Regions from separate parts of the Homo sapiens genome. Here region 1 is linked to region 2. The links are chromatin contacts, found by Hi-C or POLR2A ChIA-PET in ENCODE. All regions are on one chromosome and are shown on one strand. Each heading gives the region's core, a stretch centred on a gene start or an enhancer-like site at or near the end of the contact. The rest is flanking DNA. Distances are from core to core; before and after follow the strand shown.

Region 1 (3,122 bases), core at 110-2,609, 46 kb after region 2:
ACTACCCATAGTGGGCTATTTAAAGTTAAGTTAATGAAAAATAAATATAATTAAGAATTTGGTTCCCCAGTCACACTAATTCCATTTCAAGTGCTCAATAGCCACATGTGGCTAGTGGCTATCATATTAGATACTATACTGAAGATGTAGAACATTTTCAACATTGCAGTGTTCTATTAGCTTTGGTCTAGAACCTACGTACCTCATAATAACAGGTGTTCAAGGGGGGTGTCAATTTAATAAAGATTTTTTTTTTTTTTTTGAGACGGAGTCTCGCTCTGTCGCCCAGGCTGGAGTGCAGTGGCGCGATCTCCGCTCACTGCAAGCTCCGCCTCCCGGGTTCACGCCATTCTCCTGCCTCAGCCTCCCGAGTAGCTGGGACTACAGGCGCCTGCCACCACACCCGGCTAATTTTTTTGTATTTTTAGTAGAGACGGGGTTTCACTGTGTTAGCCAGGATGGTCGTGATCTCCTGACCTCGTGATCCGCCCGCCTCGGCCTCCCAAGTGAATAAAGATTTCTTTTATCCTTATCTTATGAGTGAGAAAAACATAGCCCAGAGAGGTTGTTTCATTATCCCAAGGTCACACAGCCAGGAAGGAGCCTAGCAGAGATTTGAAGCCAGGCTTGTCTGGCTCTGAAGCACACACTACTCCCTTTCCCATCCAGCAGCCTCCTGGCTGTTTATGGAAGGATTGCTGCGCAGGATATTAAGGGATCTGCAGTCAATCCTGACTCCATCCCAGATTCATTGGCTGTGTGACCCTCAGCAAATCCCTTTGCTTCTCGGCCTCAGTTGCATTGCTAAAAAAATGAAGAAACTGACCCTGCCGTCCTGAGGGTTGGGGATGCGAGGCAGGGGGCCTTGTGTGACTCAGTTCATTCCCCAGATCCTGTCTGGCTCAGGGGCGGGCAAGCATCGTGGGTGAGGGGTCTTTTGGTTGGCCTGACCAGCTTTGGTTGATAGCTCCTGTTTCTTGAATGCCTACAGATGAGAAAGCGGAGGTAAAGTAACTTGGCCAAGGCTACACAGCAGAAGAGGCAGAAGTGGGATTCGAACCTGAGACTCTATGATATTACGTCCATGCCGCAAGACAGAGCTGGCACCTACGGGAATAACAAGGAGGTGGTGGCAGGGTAGTGAGCTCCCCGTCTCTGGGGGTGTGTGCAATCCGGCGCTGCGCTGTCAGCAGGGCAAGGGCTGGGGCCGGGGCCAAGACCACCAAGCCAGGCCCAGGCCCGCCCGCCTCCCGCGGCCGCCACGGCCAAGGCGTGAGCACGGGGCGGGGCGGGAGCTGCTATTTCTGTCTGGTGAGCGCAGCCCGCGCAGCTGGCGAGGGAGGGGGCGCCCGCGCCGCCATATTCCCTCCCGCCGGCCGGCTCCGCGGCGCGCAGCCACCATGAGCACCGCCGCCTTCCACATCTCCAGCCTCCTGGAGAAGATGACGTCCAGCGACAAGGACTTCAGGTGCAGCCCGCCGCCGGCCCCCTTCTCTCCTTCCCGCTCTGAAGCCGGGGGCCTTCTTCCCCTCTCGAAGCGCCAGCCCATCCCCCATGACCATGCAGCCCCCTGCCTCTTCTCTCTTCTCCCTGCATTAAGCTGCCCCCCTCCCCACAGGCCCACTCCTGCCTCGTGGTCCCCACTGGAGCTCCGGCCGTTCTCCCCTAGGGGCCGTCCTGCCCCTCCGCGACTCCAGTCCCTGCTTCGTCTCCCACCGTGCAGGCTTCAGCCCTACCTCTCACCCCCGATCAGAGCCCCGGCTCCACCCCTCTGCACCCTGCCTCGGCCTCTCCTCCCTCGTGTGTGTCCGGCCCCCTTCTTCCCCCGCAGCTGATGCCCCAGCGCCCCCTCCCCCCCGCCCCCACCACCTTCAGCGAGCCCACAGTGAAGCCCTACGCCTCTCCCTGGGGACCCCAGCACCTGCCTCTCCTCCGCATTGAACCCGGACCCTTCCCGGGACCGCAACCCCCAGCTGACTTTCTCACTGGCACCCTCAGTGATGCCTCCTTCTCAACATCACCCGGACCCCTCCCTCCCCGTCTCCCTCCCCTCCTGCGATTGTTCAGACCCAGCCTAAAGGAGGGGGCTGGGCTGAGTCTGGCTTTCCAGTCACAGGTAGGTGATGGTTGGGGTGGGACCTTCTAGGTTTTGTGTGCCACTCTCCTTCCCCACTCCCTTTTTCCTTCTTTCCCCCTCTCACAGCATCACAGAACCACAGGAATAGAGCTGAAAAGAACGGTGGAAACATCTGGTCCAATGAGTTTCCACCTGCATTCCCTGGGGAAACTGAGGCCCAGGGAGGAAAAGGGATTGGCCCGTGGTCTCATGGCCAGTTCTGGCCCCTCCAGCTGAAAGAAGACCTTGGAGACTCAATGAACATTTTTTCACTTTGTCCCCATTTTACAGATAGGGAAACTGAGTCTCAGAGACATGAAGGGCGTAGGTTCAGTCACAGCGAGGAAGTGGGAGACTTAGTCCAAATCCAGGCCAGTCTAATACAGAGGCCAAGATCTTAGTGAGGTCCTCTGATTCCAGCCCCCTGACAGGTGAGGAGACAGACCTGCTCTGGTGGTCTGACTCCTACTCTTCTCCTGCAGCCCATTCCTCAGTACCCCTCAAGAGCCCCCCCACATTAATAGAGCCTGGGATCCAAGGTCTTGGCTTCAGATCCCAGCTGCCGTCACTCACTGGCCGTGTGACCATGGACAAGTAACTTAACCCCCATGAGTCTCCCTGTGCTTCTGTTTCTATAAAATGGGGATAACAGAACCCATCTCTGAGGGTTGGGGTAAGGATTAAATAAGATAGTACATGTGAAATGCTCAGGTTCATGGCAGGCACTAGGTCGGTGCTTCATAAACGGACACTGTTATGATTCTGTGCACATCCAAAATCTGCCACGCCCTGTCCCCTCTCTAGACCTTCACTAGGGGGATTCTTTGCTCTCCCTTGACCTCCTCCCTTCATCTGACAGCTCCTATAACTCTTGACCCCAGGCAGGATTAGGTACCTCCTTTCAGCTCCCATCATGCCTCCCCTCATGTTTCTGCTAGATCACTTTTCAGCCCTGGGAGACCCTGAGCTCCTGGGCCACTGGGACTATGCACTTCCTCTTAGTGCC
Region 2 (3,113 bases), core at 366-2,865:
TTTGCCCAGGCTGGACTGCAGTGACGCTATCTCGGCTCACTGCAAGCTCTGCCTCTCGGGTTCATGCCATTCTCCTGCCTCAGCCTCCTGAGTAGCTGGGACTACAGGCGCCCACCGCCACACCCGGCTAATTTTTTGTATTTTTAGTAGAGACGGGGTTTCACCGTGTTAGCCAGGATGGTCTCGATCTCCTGACCTTCTGATCTGCCCGCCTCGGCCTCCCAAAGTGCTGGGATTACAGGCGTGAGCCGCCGCGCCCGGCCAGAAAAGGGGTTTCTAAGCCCCCTGCCTTGCCCAGAGACAGCTAGATTCTGTAGAGTAGTTGCTAATTTAGGATCCTCTGTACATTACAGCCAAGATGAGGTGTGATCAAGTCCTAAACCTTCCCATTCCCCATTCTGGGGTCACACAGGACCCTCTCCACCTTCTAGGGGTGCTCCCTAGTGCCAGCCCAAGCCCCCAGAGAATTCTTGAGATTTGGCAAGCAGCTGAGGGTCCCCATAGCTAGACAGCACAGGAGGACAGATTGGACCATGCAAATGTGTGTGTGCATGTGTGTAAAACCACTACTTCCCCATTTCAGCTGTGATTTGAGGCCCTGTGCAACGTGAGTTGAGCAGGGTCTTCTTCTGTCCCTTCTACTTTTGGACTCCACCTCCCATGTGGTTTTGCCCAGAGGGTCAGAGAAGGCAAACGTACAGTCTACATCTTCTGTTTCTCTGTGGACTTGACTGTTGTCCTGAGGCTGGGAGGAGGATGCTGAAGTCTCCATGGCTTTTCCTGGAGGAATAACAATAATCAGTAGTTAATATCACCTTAGTTAATATCTTAATATACAAAGAGCTTGGCAAATAAATAAGAAAAAGACAAACACTCAACATTCAAAGGAATAAGAAAAATAATTAACAAAAAAAATGGTAGTTCTGTTGGCAAGCAAGAAGGCCGGGGTAGTGGAGGGAGGAGGGTTAAGGGAGTGGGAATTGGGGTGGTGGGTATTGGTTAGGCAACTAGCAGGGGGCTTCATGAAGGAAATCAGTTTTTATCTGTGCCTGAAAAGTCAGGCACAATCCTTTTTCTTTTTCTTTTTTTTTTTTTGTGGAAACAGGGTGTCTCTATGTTGCCCAGGCTGGTCTTGAACTCCTGGGCTCAAGCAATTCTCCTACCTTGGCCTCCCAAAGTGCTGGGATTCAAGTGTGAGCCACCATGTCCAGCCTAGGTACAATTTTGACAGGAATGCAGATTTGAAGTTGGTGAACCAACTCCAATCCCACAAACATGGCCAACATCCAGGAATGACTAAGCAAAAAGGCAAGGGAATCCTGGGCCCCGGCCGGCCTCACACACAGAGCCACCTGCCACCTCTTGACAGCTACGTGCACAGGAAAGAAGTTTCTTTTAATGGAGCCCATGTGCTATGAGTCTCTGTTATAGCAGCTGAGCCAGGAAGTGCAGGCTTCCTTCTGATTCCTTGCCCTATTTCTTCTTCTCTCAGCTCTGAGGCTGAGACCTTAAATCTGAGAGGAGGTAGATTTACTAGTCTCTGATTCATTTATTTTTTACTTCTTTATTTGAGACAGAGGTCTTGCTATATCACCCAGTCTAGTCTTGAACTCCTGGGTTAAGGCAATCCTCCCACCGCAGCCTCCTGAGTAGCTGGGACTACAGGCACGTGCCACTGTGGCCAGCCTCTGACTCATTTAAACCATGTTTCTCAGCCTCAACACGACTGACATTTGGGACAGGGTAACACATTGTGAGATGTTTAGCAGCCTCCTCCCAGATGCCAGTAGCACTTTCCTGTTCAGCTATAACAATAAAAATGTCTCCAGACATTGCCAAATGACCCCTGTTGTGGGGCAAACATCACCCCCCATTTGAGAATGGTCTAGAGAATCTACCACAAGACCTTGGCAGGAAGCCTCCTCCCCTGTGTCTTAGAGCCAGATTGCCTGGGTTGGAATCCTGCCTCTGCCTCTTCTAGCGATGGAAGCATGGGCTAGTTACTTAATCCTTCACTGTGCCCTGGGTTTCTCATCTGTAAAACGGAGACAGTAATAGTGCTTACCTTATAGTATGTGAAAATGGCAGGACAGTCCTTAGCAGGGCCATTGTGAATGCGTGTTTCCTTCTCTACAGGCCTCCTCTTACCCTTGGACATTCAGTGTCCAGTCCCATCCCTGCTCATCCCCCATCTCGTAGGCCCCAGACTCCATTACCCGTTTTTTTTTTCTGTTTTTTGAGATGGAGTCTCGCTTCTGTCGCCCAGGCTGGAGTGCAGTGGCATGATCTCAGCTCACTGCAACCTCTGCCTCCCGGATTCAAGTGATTCTTCTGCCTCAGCCTCCGGAGTAGCTGGGATTACAGGCGCCACACCATGCTTGGCTAATTTTTGTATTTTTAGTAGAGACGTGGTTTCACCATATTGGCCAGGCTGGTCTCGAACTCCTGACCTTGTGATCCGCCCGCCTTGACCTCCCAAAGTGCTGGGATTACAGGCGTGAGCCACTGCGCCTGGCCTACCCTTTTCTAGAATAAAACTTCCCATTTCTCAGAGCAGAATTCAGCTAGGCATTAGGAAGTCACTAGCCATTAAAATGCATCGATATCGAGATGGAATGACTGACAGCAGAAGCCTCCAGGGCATATTTCTATTTTGAACAGGGTTCTCTGCACGCAACAGGTGACTAGTACATATTCATTGGCTGAGATCATCTCTAATGAAGGCATTTCAGCTAGAGTGGAGGAAGAGTTGTAGAGCCACGTGGGGGAAAGAGAGCTGCTGGCTGATGTCAGATAGACCGAAGTTTACAAAGTGATGAGCTCTTTTTCCAGTCTCATCTCCATCCTGCTCTGTGTCCTGGTCACACACAGCACTTTTGGCTTAGTCCATTCTTTCCTAATGTCAAAATTGCATCTGACCTTCCAAGCACAGGTCAAAACCCACTTCCCTCATGAAGTACTCTTTCAATTGCCTAAACAATACCCATCAACTCTATTCCCCACTCCCCTAAACTTACTCCCTCCACTATCCCTAGCTTTTGTTTTTTTGACAAGGTCTCTCTCTATCACCCAGGCTAAAGTGCAGTGGTGCAATCACAGCTCACTGCAGCCTT

What was found. A loop is a pair of places that touch in the nucleus more often than their neighbours do. ChIA-PET counts read pairs that join two places held with the same protein, here RNA polymerase II (POLR2A). Pooled maps may share reads with other maps.
Region 1: a map of psoas muscle shows a loop between it and region 2 (4-fold over the local background). The contact joins the promoter of CAND2 here to the enhancer-like site in region 2. A Hi-C loop is called at or near these places in 2 of 168 maps with a recorded cell type or tissue (Calu3 and psoas muscle) and 2 of 50 pooled maps. POLR2A ChIA-PET finds 5 or more read pairs at or near these places in 8 of 52 experiments (H1, HCT116, HEK293 and 5 more).

What each region holds. Positions count from the first base shown.
Region 1 is chr3:12,795,321-12,798,442 of GRCh38, forward strand. It overlaps CAND2 (cullin associated and neddylation dissociated 2 (putative)), which reads left to right and starts at 1,360. Exons shown (of 15, transcript NM_001162499.2): 1 at 1,360-1,468. The coding sequence starts at 1,401.
Region 2 is chr3:12,749,061-12,752,173 of GRCh38, forward strand. TMEM40 (transmembrane protein 40) reads right to left here. Exons shown (of 12, transcript NM_018306.4): 2 at 700-780. The coding sequence starts at 772. Among named protein-coding and RNA genes, the nearest start is that of TMEM40, 8.6 kb to the right of the region's middle. RefSeq lists an enhancer at 241-290 and a silencer at 561-710. Within about 2 kb of position 1,616, at least 15 of the 41 ENCODE cell types and tissues checked have a DNase peak (open chromatin) inside an H3K27ac peak, as active enhancers do; they include HCT116 and IMR-90, where a contact is called at or near this core.